Linked DNA regions of Homo sapiens: region 1 is linked to region 2. A link is a contact called in ENCODE Hi-C or POLR2A ChIA-PET data. All regions are on one chromosome and are shown on one strand. Each heading gives the region's core, a stretch centred on a gene start or an enhancer-like site at or near the end of the contact. The rest is flanking DNA. Distances are from core to core; before and after follow the strand shown. Region 1 overlaps CCDC88C (coiled-coil domain containing 88C). Region 2 holds the start of LINC02321 (long intergenic non-protein coding RNA 2321).

Region 1 (6,318 bases), core at 477-2,976, 540 kb before region 2:
CACCGTGCCGTTTCTGGAAGTGTTAAATCGATGCAGGGTTTCGACACCCCTCCTAGAGCACTGGACTAGACATTGGGAACACTGGAATACGTGTGGGGCCTTTCCTGTCTGAAGTCACTTCTGTAGTTTAGGAATTTAAAATTAATTTACTTTTGCTTAGTTTGCTCATAAAACTATTGCATTTGGGATTTTACAGTTGGAAAGCATGGTATATTCAAGCCAGCATTACCAGTTCACTTTGGAATGTTTTTAAAAATCTATATTCAATCTTCTACTTACACAAGTTCTAATGGAAAATTCTAAAACAAATTCGAAGCTTTTTTTCCCTCTGAAATGTTTTTAACTTTTGTTAACAGCTACAGGCTGTGAATCTTAAGGAATATGGTGTCAGATTTTCCAGGTTTCAAGGCACAGGAATTAGCAGAGAAACCACCCTCATTGCAGTGATAGAGCAGAACAGTAGGTTTTCAGATCTTGGTTCCCTTGTCAACATGGAAGAGACAGAGAAGACACCTCCTCCACAAAAGAGGTTTTTAAAAACTGTGTACTCAATATATATTTTGAGGAATATTTTCTGATTTAATTTTCCCAACTGTCACTATTAGCAGCTTTTTGCCACTTCGGAGTGGGGAGTTGATTGACATGGCACAGTGTAGAAAGTGCCGCAGAAGGGGGCTGAGGAAGCATTAGGAGTTCAGGGGAGAAAAAAATCATCCGGCATCAGGTGGCTGCCTAGAGGAGGGGGCGTTTTAGCTGAGCTTTGGAGGGCGAGTAGGGTCTGGCAGGTGGTAATCTGGTGGTAATGGGGCTGTGGGAGGAAGGGCACCCTCGTGGGAAGCGCAGAGAGTGTTGGTAGTTCAGTTTGATGCTCAGGGTAACCGAAGGGTTGACTTGCTGCCCACACTTAGCAGTTAATACATTTCCTGGCTCTGTCCCTCACGTGTCAGACTCCTAAGCATTCTCTACAGCCCAGCTCAGAAGCTGTCTCCTCTGGGAAGCCTTCCCAGACTTGTCTGGGCAGTTTGGCAGTACTCCCTGTGCTGTGCTGCCACTGTCTACCTCCCTCCCAGACAGGCCGAGAGTTCTCTGCTCGCTGCAAGGTGTACACAGTACGTGTCTTCTGAATATCTGAACCCCAGAGCAGACCTAAAGGTGTAGAAAATGCCCCGGCTTTGGGCACCAGGGAAGACGGTGTCTAGAGGTGTGCTGGGTGCACCTGCGAAGCCGACGTCACTCATGCTTCTGCTATTTCAGTCTTGACTGTTAGCGTGTGTGGGTCAACAGCGGCATTCTTTGTGGTTTTGCTTTGGCTGTGTGGAAGGCTCTCTTTGCTGTTTGGACCATCTTGGTCTCCTTGGCAACCGTGAGCGTCACCTTCATCCTGAATGCCTGTGCTGGGCGTTCATCTTAACTTTTCTGGGATTTCCCTCTCATTTATTCTGCATTAGCAGCTCCCATTCATAGCCACATGAGGGGCATCCTGTGGGCCTAAACGCTTGGCTTTCGGCAGCGTTTATTCTTCCTTCCTGGTAAAATATCAAGCTGCGAGATTCAGTTTCACTTAGAAGGAGAAAAATAATTCTTCCCATTTCTTCGTGAAATCATTGTTCTTGGTCCAACTGTCCTAGTGTTTTCAGTGGATACTGAAGCTAACCTCTGCCACATGCACAGAACGGTGTTTCCACCTGCATCTTTCCCAGGACTGTAATGTTTCTCCCACCTGCGGAGAAAATGACCTTTTTGTTGGAGCAGGCACAGTGGTTGAGATGGCCCTGGCAGGTTGTTAAGTCTTTTCAGGAGGCCCTTACTTTGCCTCAGGTGTTGAGTGGGCCTTTTCTGGGACCTCTGAGGCTCTGTCTTCACAGGGCTTATACCCTGAGAGTCAGCCTTTCGCCCAGGACCCCGTCCCCCTTCACTGGTTACAGACCCCTTGGGTGCTCCTGGCTCCCATCTGTTCTTCCCAATCAAGAGGCTTGGCTTCTCCTGATGAGAAGATGCTTGAAGGTGCAGCTTGCTTTTTGTGGCTATTATTTAAAATGGCAATCTACTTCATTCCTCATCTTGGATAGTTGGTGAATTGTCTCAGAGGAAAGAGTGGCTATAGATATATGGATATAGATACAGATACATGGTTTTTTGTTTGTTTGTTTCTTGTTTTTTTTTATTTTTATATTTTTTTAGACCGTCTTGCTCTGTTGCCGAGGCTGGAGGGCAGTGGCGCAATCTCGGCTCACTGCAATCTCTGCGTCCCGGGTTCAAGCAATTCTCCTGCCTCAGCCTCCCAAGTAGCTGGGATTACAGGCACATGCCACTGTGCCTGGCTAGTTTTTGTATTTTTAGTAGAGATGGGGCTTTGCCATGTTGGCCAGGCTGGTCTTGAACTCCTGACCTCAGGTGACCCGCTCGCCTTGGCCTCCCAAAGTGCTGGGATTACAGGCGTGAACCACCATGCCCAGCCCTGTGTGTGTGTGTGTGTGTGTGTGTGTGTGTGTGTGTGTGTGTGTGTGTATTTTTTAAGTAGGTCTGTCATGTTCACAGCTGAAATACCTAGTTAAATAGATGCCTCTGACTATATGGTCTCTGTGAGAACCTTTACAGAATATTTAGAAAATGCTGGGGAAACTTGCTCTTGCCCTAATCACTCTAATAAAGAAAATTCTGTCATTTTAGTGTAATATATTTCCTTTGAGGTTTTGTTTTCTTTTTTCAACATCCATTTCCTACTGTACATACAATTATGTATCTTTTTACACCTTTGAGCACTCTTTGCTGCCTTCCTAAATGGGATGAGTGGCCATAGCGTCCTGAACCGTTCCCCAGCGTTAATTTGCAGCAAGACTGTTAGAGTGCTGTTCTCTAATCTCACACCTCTTTCATGCTTCCTTTTGTAGTTTTGGGGAGGATTTGGGCCTTTAATAGTCTGTGGTTGACAGATTGCATAGTAGATGGTTGACTCAGAGTTGGGGTCTACATACTTGTTCTCAGAGCGGGGCTAAGGATGTCATTTAAGGTACTTGAGCTGAGTACCTTGTTGCCAAACCAAGGGTGGAGGTCCCAAAAGAAAGCACAGGCTCAGTTCAGGGTCTCCAAGACATTGAGCCCGTGGCGAACGTGGTTGAGTGGATGCACCATTTCTAAGTCCCAGATAGAGACTGGCTGAAAAGGAATGAGGCGGCCTGTCCCCCTAACAGTTTAATGGCCTCAACTGGACAAAACAGAAAATGAGCTTCATCTACAAGCCCCAGGAGCCATACAGGGTCATGTGGGGCGTGAGGGGCCACCGTAGGTGGAGAAGGGAGGCGCTCAGACCCCTTTCCTTGGGTCCTTCCCAGCCTAGTCCCTTCCCGTCCTGGTCCCTACCTGCTTCATGGGCTCCAGACACCTGCCTGCCACTCATTCTGTCCTGCCTCTCATTCTGTCCTGCCTCTCAGGAGGGCAGAAGCCCCAGCAAGGTGAAACCTGCCTGGGAGGGGTGAGGGGTGAGGGGTGAGGGAGTTGGAGGAGAGGAGGAGAGCACTTAGGCTGGAGGGGACCGTAGGGTGCCTGTGGCCTCCTGGAGCCAGCAGTGACAAGTGCTTAGCGTCACAGCATTGGCCTGGACGCTGGTCTTGTTTGCAGTGGCCCCACCACCCAGCATGGGCGTCACTCCCTAACCAGGCGCCGCTACGATCTGATGTCGTCCTCCCCTGTCAGAGCTTCATTGCCTATGAAGCCTGGAGTGGGACACCTGTATCCTGTGTTTTGGGGATGGTCCCGATTTCTCAACAAGTACATTGATGTTTGTCCCCAGCAGGTTCTAATAGAATCAGCTTTCTCTTTGGTTCTGTTCTTAGAACTCTACGCCTGTGACCTTGGAAAGCCACCGCTACAGGCCTTGAGATGCAGCATGCTCTGGGCCACCTTCAGTTTGCTTCCTGTGATCTGGGTTGGGAGCTGGGAATGGAGGCTTGTTGACACCGTGTGCAGACACAACTGCTGCCCCTGCCACCTTCCTGCCGGGGTGACAAATGCTTCCTGAGGGGGTCCTGGCCCACCCCAACCCTCCCCCTTGGGGTGACTGATAAGAGCCTAGATTTTAGATTTGAGGCCAGGGTGTTGTCAGGTGGGTGGGCCCTCTCCCCTTGTGAGATTACAAAGCGCTTTTCAGCCTTGCTCTCCCCCAACCCCTAGGGACACCAGTGGCCCCTGCAGTATCCAAAACACAAATGCACCTGCCTCTGACCCTTTGTTCATTGACTTCTTTTGGTTTGTTTAAAGCATTTAATTGGCCGAGGAGTCATTCCAGGATGCAGTTGAAAAGCAAGTCATTTATGAAAAGCAAAATCTTATTTTAGGATCCGAAAGCAAACCTAAAGGAGAAGTGGGGAGGAGTGCAATCTACCCTGGATTGCAATGCCACACCCCTACCATGTGCTCTGCGGAAGGGGGTTCCCTTGGAGGGCCATGTGCCAAGCCTGACCCTCTTCTTCCCTGTCCATCAGACCACAAGGACCGGTGACAAGACAGAGGCCTCAGCGAGGCTGGTGTGTGTCCCTTGTCCCTCAAGCTTGCCTTGGCACTTGTTTCTGCCATTGCAAAGACTAGAGTGGCACAAGGAGGGCTCACTGGCAAATGTGGGGGCCTGTCCAGAGCACCACTGGGCTTGCACTCTCCAGCCTGGTGTGGTCCTGCCTCACAGGTGGCTGGCTGGGGTGTGACCAGGTGCCCTGGCAGGACAGCATCAGCTGCAGCCTCCAAGTGAGTGGCTTTCTGTTCTGATGCCACGTGGGAGGGTCCCCTCGTCAGCAGCCTCCTCACGTCCCTGCCAGACTGAGGGCCAGCCCAGAGGCCCCTCACCCCACCACATTCCCCGCGGGGGAGGGCAAAGGCCTGGTGTTGGGGCCCAGTAGCCACCAGTCGCATGTGGCCTTCAGGGCCTGGAGATACCGCAGTGTGACTGTGGAAATGAATTTTTTATTTTAGTTCATTTAAATTTAAAAACTGGTACTCAGTTCAGTTGTAGGAAAACTTTTAAATGTGTTTGGAACAACCTGGGAATACAAGTCTATTTTTTCTTTCTTAAAAATTTTTTTTTATTATTTTTTCTTAATCTCGCATATTATACCTCCAACAAATGAACTTTTTCAACTCTAGATTTTGTGAAATCTGGAAACAGTCAAGTATTTCCAGTGAAAATTTAGCATCTGAATTGGGATGTGCTGTAAGTGTAACATACACACTGATTTCAAAGTGTATGGAAAAAGAATGCAAAGGCCGGGCAAGGTGACTCACACCTGTGATCCTAGCACTTTGGAAGGCCGAGGTGGGGGTATTGCCTGAGTCCAGGAGTTCAAGACTAGCCTGGGCAACATGGTGAAACCCCCTCTCTCCAAAAAAAAAAAGTAAAATAATACATTTTTATGTCAATTATGGGTTGAAATGATTATATTTTGGTTATATTGGCTTAATTAAAGTTGAATATTTTCACCTGTTTCTTTTTACTTTTTTAAAGATGGCTAATAGAAAATTTGAAATTAATGTGTCTCAATTATGTATATTGCTGGACAGCCCTGGCATCTGAGCCAGTTTTTGCTGGAAATGTGATTGATGGTTCTTTAAGGGGACCAGTTAATGGCTCGAGAGTAGCTTTGGCCATAGGATTACATCTTAGGAGAACCATGGTGTTTTGAAAGGAACAACTCAGAAAGATATTGTCTGTTCCTAAAACATGATTTCTTTTTTTTTTTTTTTCCTGAGATGGAGTCTCGCTCTGTCACCCAGGCTTGAGTGCAGTGGCCCAATCTCGGCTCACTGTAACCTCCGCCTCCCGGGTTCATGCCATTCTCCTGCCTCAGCCTCCTGAGTAGCTGGGACTACAGGCACCCGCCACCACGCCCAGCTTATTTTTTGTATATTTAGTAGAGATCGGGTTTCACCATGTTAGCCAGGATGGTCTCGATCTCCTGACTTCATGATCCACCTGCCTCAGCCTCCCAAAGTGCTGGGATTACAGGCGTGAGCCACCGCGCCCGGCAAAACGTTATTTCTTAATTGCACAAATGACACATGTTTCTTGTGGGAAAACTAGAAAGTACTGATTAGACAAAATTAAACATCCTGTTTTGGAAGGAGAACACATACATTTTCTAGCAATATTTCTAGCAGTGTTTTGCTTAGATTAACATTCACATAAAAATAACAATTTGCATTTTTTGCAGTGACCTTCAGATTATTTCAAAAAACAAAACAACAAAACAGGATGATTTCACATATTGCATCTCGCTTATAAACACGTTCACCCTGATACAGGGCTGAGCTTGGACAAATGGCAGAAGAAAG
Region 2 (6,224 bases), core at 1,307-3,806:
AAAGGCTACCAGGAGCCTGATCTCCTCTCTTAAACCTAACCTCCCTTCCCACTGGGGAAGAAAAGCCCAAGTTTCTTGAGTAAAAGGCTCAGATCCCAGCACTTTGGGAGGCTGAGGCGGGCGGATCGTCTGAGGTCAGGAGTTTGAGACCAGCCTGCCCAACATGGGGAAACTCTGTCTCTAAAAATATAAAAATTAGTCAGGCGTGGTGGCAGGCACCTGTAATCCCAGCTACTCAGGAGGCTGAGGCAGGAGAATCGCTTGAACCTAGGAGGCTGAGGTTGCAGTGAGCTGAGATCTCGGCATTGCACTCTAGCCTGGGTGATAAGAGCAAGACTCTGTCTGAAGAAAAAAAAAGAAGGAAGGAAGGAAGGCTCAAAGGGGAAAAAGCAGACCTGCAGGAAACCCCTCCAGCCCAATCATGACTCCTAGGACCCTTTATAACTCCTGTGAGAGGCTGGAGGATACCCGACCCAGCAATGTGACTTGCTTCCTTCCACACAATTCTGAAACTTGTGACTTGGTCTGAAGGAAGATGGTACCACGATGCCTCTCCGTCCTCCGTCTCCTCCCCACCCTTAGCCTGGTGCCATTTTTTCTACCTGGGCGCCCATCCTTTCTTGCCTAGCCAGTGCCTGTCCCTCCTACAGGAAGCCTCCTCCAGCAGTCCAGTTCTCTGCTAGAAACCACAGAAACCAGCTCTGGCTGATTTAGGTAGAAGTGGAATTCATCACATCAGGTGCACACATTCTGGGAGGAAGGGACCCAGGCTGGGAGGCTGGACATCCTCCGCAGGACTGGTCTGGCAGGGAGGAAAAGTGCTGCCACCACTGCTGGGCACAGATACCCAAGTGCACCCCAGCCCCACTCACATGGCCTGCCAGAGCAGTTGCCACCTGGGATGCCTCCGAATCAGGCTGAGGCTGCCCACGCTCCTGCACCTGCTTTCTGAGTGGCGTCTGCCTGGCAGGGTTGAGGTCCCCCACCCCTCACTGTAGAAACAAGGGGGTCTGGCACAGTGAGTGCCTGGCATTTTCAGTGTCTCTGGTGGGGGATTCCTCAAATACAGGAAAGGAGATAAAGATCCCAGATGACAGATGGCATCCTCCCACGAGTGAGGCCATCTAACTCTGCTCTTTCCTCTTTCTTTCTTTCTTTCTTTCTTTCTTTCTTTCTTTTTCTTTCTTTCTTTCTTTCTTTCTTTCTTTCTTTTTCTTTCTTTCTTTCTCTTTGTCTCTCTCTCTCTCGCTCTCTTTCTTTCTTTCTAAATAAAAATAGAGACAGGGTTTTGCCATGTTGCCCAGGCTAGTCTTGAACTCCTGAGCTCAAGTGATCTGCCCACCTCGGCCTCCCAGAGTGCTGGGATTACAGGTGTGAGCCACCGCGCCCGGCCTGCCCGCACTCTCTCTGCTGCCTGCCTTCCCTGGCCCACACAATCTCTGAGTCTGATAACAGGCATTCAGGCTGTATCAGTCATTCAACGCATATTTGAGGGCCCAGGCCAAGTGCCAGGGTCTCATCCTTAGAAGAGTGTCCTGTACACATCACTTAAAACTCCGCTTCTCTCTGGGCAAAGGGTCAGCGCCCTTAGACTGCAACAAAACAGAGGCATTATGCAAGTTCCTAGATACCTCTTAAAAAGGAAGGCCTGGTGGGCTGAGGACCAGCGTAATAGCTGCCAGGCTCCTTCAGCATCAGGGACATTCCAACCGTCCCTCACACTGTAGTTCATTCGAAAATAACTTCCTAGAATAGACAGTGCTGTCAGCATCTTTCTGCTGACCATAGACTACTCTGGGCGGTATTTTGAAAATGAAACTGATGTATCAAAAGCTTGCAACAGGAAGCAGCAAGGTTGACTTGACTGCCTTTCCTTGTGGGGAGCCCTGGGCTGTGGGGAGCCCTGGGCTGTGACCCAGGGTCATGAGAGTGGGTCCCCTGGGCAGGCAGCAGGGACCAAAAGCTTAGTTCTCTGTTCCCCCACTGTCCCACTGAATGGCCACATAACCCTGGGCAAGTCGCCTGGGTCTGTTTCCACGTCTGTGGAACAAAGCTGGTGTTCGGTGCTCCCAACACAGCGGGTTAGAGGACCACAGTGGGCAAATAAAAGGCTACCAAGGGACATTCTCTCAGCGTTGCTAAATGGTTAGAGTTAATAGTGCGTTTGGCCTGGATTGAAACAAAACTAAACAACCCTCCACTTTTACTAAAGAAAATGAGGGCTCACCCAAAATAAGTAAACCCAGTCTCTGGAGTGAGTAAAAGCCCTTTTTTCTGGGTATTTTCACTGCTCTCTTAAGAAGGGCCTGACCCATCGCGCTCAGGGGAAATAAGCGCTGGGAGGAAATAAGGAAAATCGAACCGCGGTTTTAGGTCCGGGCTCTGGCAGGCACCGCCTCCGCCCCGCCTCGCCCCGCCTCGCTCCGCCCTGCGGCCCCCGCCGCGGCCCCGCGAAGGATCCGCCAATGAAGCGCCCAGGAACTGCATGACCTCATCAGGAGGCTCCCTCATTGGCTGCCGCCGCCGCGCCTGGTCGCCTCGTTCCGTTCGATTCCAGAAAGCCGCGCCGGCCCCAGTCCCCATGGGCTGAAGGCAGGTTGAGTTCTTCCCCAGGTCTGCGAGCCTCGAAGGCTTCTTTCAGACAGCAGACCCCTTAGAAGCGCAAGGCTGCTTTCTGACAAAGAATCAAGTGTTCCTTTCAACCAGCCAAGGGACTGGTTTTCTCGCTGACCCTTTGACAGGTATGTTCCCGGGATTTTGCTGGGACCTTCATCTTCCCCTCCCTACGTCCGTGACACATCTGGCTTCCCACTCGTTTCAGTCGTGTATTCCGTGGAGTTTTCTCTTGCTTCGCAGTAGATGGACTTCTGAAGCCCCACCTTACTGTTAAATGCCAGTGATCATCTCCCCCCACAGCTAACTCGGGAATTAGTCCACTGACACCCCCAGAGAGGGGACACGCCTTTCACAAGGTCACACGGCAGGTCAGTTACAGAGATGAAAATCAAATCCAGGTTTCCTAACTTCAAGAGTTTTTTCAGATGCCTTATTATTATTATTCGTTTTATTTTTATTTTTCATTTTTTATTTTTTTGAGATGGAGTCTCACTCTGTCACCCAGGGTGGAGTGCAGTGGAGTGATCTTGGTTCACTGCAATCTCTGCTTCCCGGGTTTAAGCGATTCTTCTGCCTCAGCCTCCCGAGTAGCTGGGATTACAAGTGCCCACCACCACACCCGGCTAATTTTTGTATTTTTAATAGAGACGGGTTTCATCATGTTGGCCAGGCTGGTCTCGAACTCCTGACCTCAGGTGATCCACCCGCCTCGGCCTCCCAAAGTGCTTGGGACTACAGCTGTGAGCCATCTCACCTGGTAATTATTATTATTTTTTTTTTAATTTGCTTCCTGAGAGCTCAGAAAGGAACCTCAGCTGTATGGGAGCACCCATATACCAATCCCATTCCAGCCACTCTCACTTTGACAGGACAGAATCAACGACCAGAGCCCAGGACCTCCTTGACTAGCACTCTCCTCTTACAAATAAGGAAACTGAAGGGTACCTGATCATGAACAAGCTGATGGGCAGCACTTGACCCAGACCTTTTACTTCTTACCCCTCCACCCCAGTTTGGACTCCCAAATGTGGGGAGGAATGGAATGCCCTACCAGTCCCCAGGGAATGGTTCATGCAGTCAGCATGGTTTTAGTACCTTTAGCATTTGATTTGGGAGAAAGATAATAACCAGAAGTGTCTGTATGCCTCACCAGCTGTCCAGCAGATCCCATAAACCTTCACCCCCAACCCTTCTGACCACCAAGTGCTTTGCTGCAGGAAAGGAGACCAGATTGTTGGGTTTTTCTCATCTGATGGTCGGGGGTGATCTGGGACTGCATATGTCTGAATACTGGGACCCTATTTTGAGTGCAAGAGTTTTGAAAACCCAGGACCACTTTGTTAGATGGTGAGGGTTGGTGAGCAGACTGGACCTGAGATCCTTTTTCAAGGCTTGGCTTGGGGGCAACATTCTCCAGGAAGACTTACTGGAGCACCCACCACAGTTAATTCCTGGCGTTCCTCTGGGTCCGGCTGCAGAGCTGTTGCTCACTTCTTTCCCCCACTAGACTGTGAGTTCCTTGAGGGATGGGACCATACCCTACACAATATTGTATCACTAAGGCCTAACACTGTGTCCGGCACATAGTAGGTACTCAATAAACGTTTGTTGAATTGAACTGTGGAAACCTTGCACCCTATTGGCCTTGTGCAGGGGAAGATCACTCACAATTCCTCACTGAAGCAGATCCTGTGTCTATCAGGCTCCTTCACACAAAATGAGAATTAGTTTCTTTTTTTCACAGTAACGTGTCCGAAGTGCAAACTTCAAACCTGTTTGCTGATACAACTCCCCAGGAACAACCAGGTCCCTTGTGCCCACCTAGTTCGTGATTTCTCTTTAAAACTCCTGATGTCAGCTGGGCGTGGTGGCTCACACCTGTAATCCCAGCACTTTGGGAGGCTGAGGTGGACAGACCACTTGAGGTCGGGAGTTCGAGACCAGACTGGCCAACATGGTGAAATCCCGTCTCTACTAAAAATACAAAAATTAGGCAGGCGTGGTGGCATATGCCAGTAATCTCAGCTACTTGGGAAGGTAAGGGAGGAGGATCACTTGAACCCCAGAGGCAGAAGTTGCAGTGAGCCAAGATTGTGCCACTGCATTCCAGCCTGGGTGACAGAGCAAGACTTTAATCTCAAAAAACAAACAAACAAACAAACTCCTGATATGTGAATCAACAACATCATTTAAATCAAACCATTCTGCCAGGCGCAGTGGCTCACACCTGTAATCCCAGCACTTCGGGAGGCCGAGGTGGGCAGATCACCTGAGGTCAGGAGTTCAAGACCAGCCTAGCCAACATGGTGAAACCCTGTCTCTACTAAAAAATGCAAACATTAGCTGGGCATGGTGGCAGATTCCTGTAATCCCAGCTACTTGGGAGGCTGAGGCAGGGAGAATTGCTGGAACCCAGGAGGCGGAGGTTGCAGTGAGCTGAGATCAAGCCACTGCACTCCAACCTGGGTGACAGAGTGAGACTCCATCTAAAAAAAAAAAAAAATTAAATAAATAAAACCATTCCACGTGTTTTCTTCTGTGCCTGGTCTGCTAGGAAGCTCAGAAATCAGTCTAGCCTTATGCTGAGGAACAGTCAGTCTCCTCCCTGTTGGCAGATACACCTTTCTCCCCCGTATCTGAATAGTTTCCCATCTTTACTTTGATGTTCATTTACAGATATAGGTGGGTATTTTATCACAAACCCAGTCTATGCCTTTTTTGGAGAAGATAGGACAGGTGGGGTACAGGGTAACACGGAAGTGTCCCCAGAACTCTGAGTGTGAGGAAAACACTCCTGAAGATTCCTATTACAGGCAGGGCATCACAGCTCATGCCTGTACTGCCAGCACTTTGGGAGGCCAAGGTGGGTGGATCACTCAAGCTTAGGAGCTCAAACCAGCCTAGGCCACAAAGCAAGACCCCCATCTCTACAAAATTAAAAAAAGTTAGCTGGACATGGCGGCGCTACTTGGGAGATTGAAGCAGGAGGATTGGTTGAGCCCAGGAGTTCAAGGCTGCAGTGAGCTATGATGGTGCCACTGCATGCCAGCCCAAGAGACACAAAGCAAGACCCTGTCTCTAAAAAAAACAAAGAAAGAAAGAAAGAAAAAGGGCAGACACGGTGGCTCATGCCTGTAATCCCAGCACTTTGGGAGGCCGAGGCGGGCGGATCACGAGGTCTGGAGTTCGAGATCATCCTGGCCAACATGGTGAAACCCTGTCTCTACTAAAAATACAATAAATGGCCGGGCATCTTGGCTCACGCCTGTAATCCTAGCACTTTGGGAAGCCAAGGTGGGCGGATCACGAGGTCAGGAGATCGAGACGATCCTGGCTAACACGGTGAAACCCCATCTCTATTAAAAATACAAAAAATCAGCTGGGCGTGGTGGCGGGCACCTGTAGTCCCAGCTACTCAGGAGGCTGAGGCGGGAGAATGGTGTGAACCCGGGAGGTGGAGCTTGCAGTGAGCCGAGATCGCACCACTGCATGCCAGCCTGGGCAACAGAGCGAGACTCCGTCTCAAAAAAAAAAAAGCTGGGCATGGTGGCTCATGCCTGTAATCCCAGCACTCTGGAAGGCTGAGGTGGGAGGTTGCTTGAGGTCAG

Evidence for each region. Hi-C counts contacts between places; a loop is a spot of excess contacts on that map. ChIA-PET counts read pairs that join two places held with the same protein, here RNA polymerase II (POLR2A). Pooled maps may share reads with other maps.
Region 1: a pooled map shows a loop between it and region 2 (3-fold over the local background). The contact joins the enhancer-like site here to the promoter of LINC02321 in region 2. A Hi-C loop is called at or near these places in 1 of 37 single-sample maps with no recorded cell type and 4 of 50 pooled maps. POLR2A ChIA-PET finds 5 or more read pairs at or near these places in 1 of 52 experiments (naive thymus-derived CD4-positive, alpha-beta T cell).

Annotation. Positions count from the first base shown.
Region 1 is chr14:91,362,344-91,368,661 of GRCh38, reverse strand. All of the region lies in intron 3 of CCDC88C (coiled-coil domain containing 88C), which reads left to right. Among named protein-coding and RNA genes, the nearest start is that of CCDC88C, 52 kb to the left of the region's middle. RefSeq lists enhancers at 1,107-1,186, 2,924-3,013, 3,373-3,622, 4,283-4,502 and a silencer at 4,113-4,162. Within about 2 kb of position 1,726, at least 5 of the 41 ENCODE cell types and tissues checked have a DNase peak (open chromatin) inside an H3K27ac peak, as active enhancers do.
Region 2 is chr14:90,824,506-90,830,729 of GRCh38, reverse strand. LINC02321 (long intergenic non-protein coding RNA 2321) reads left to right here and starts at 2,556. Exons shown (of 4, transcript NR_184259.1): 1 at 2,556-2,741. RefSeq lists a silencer at 2,266-2,525.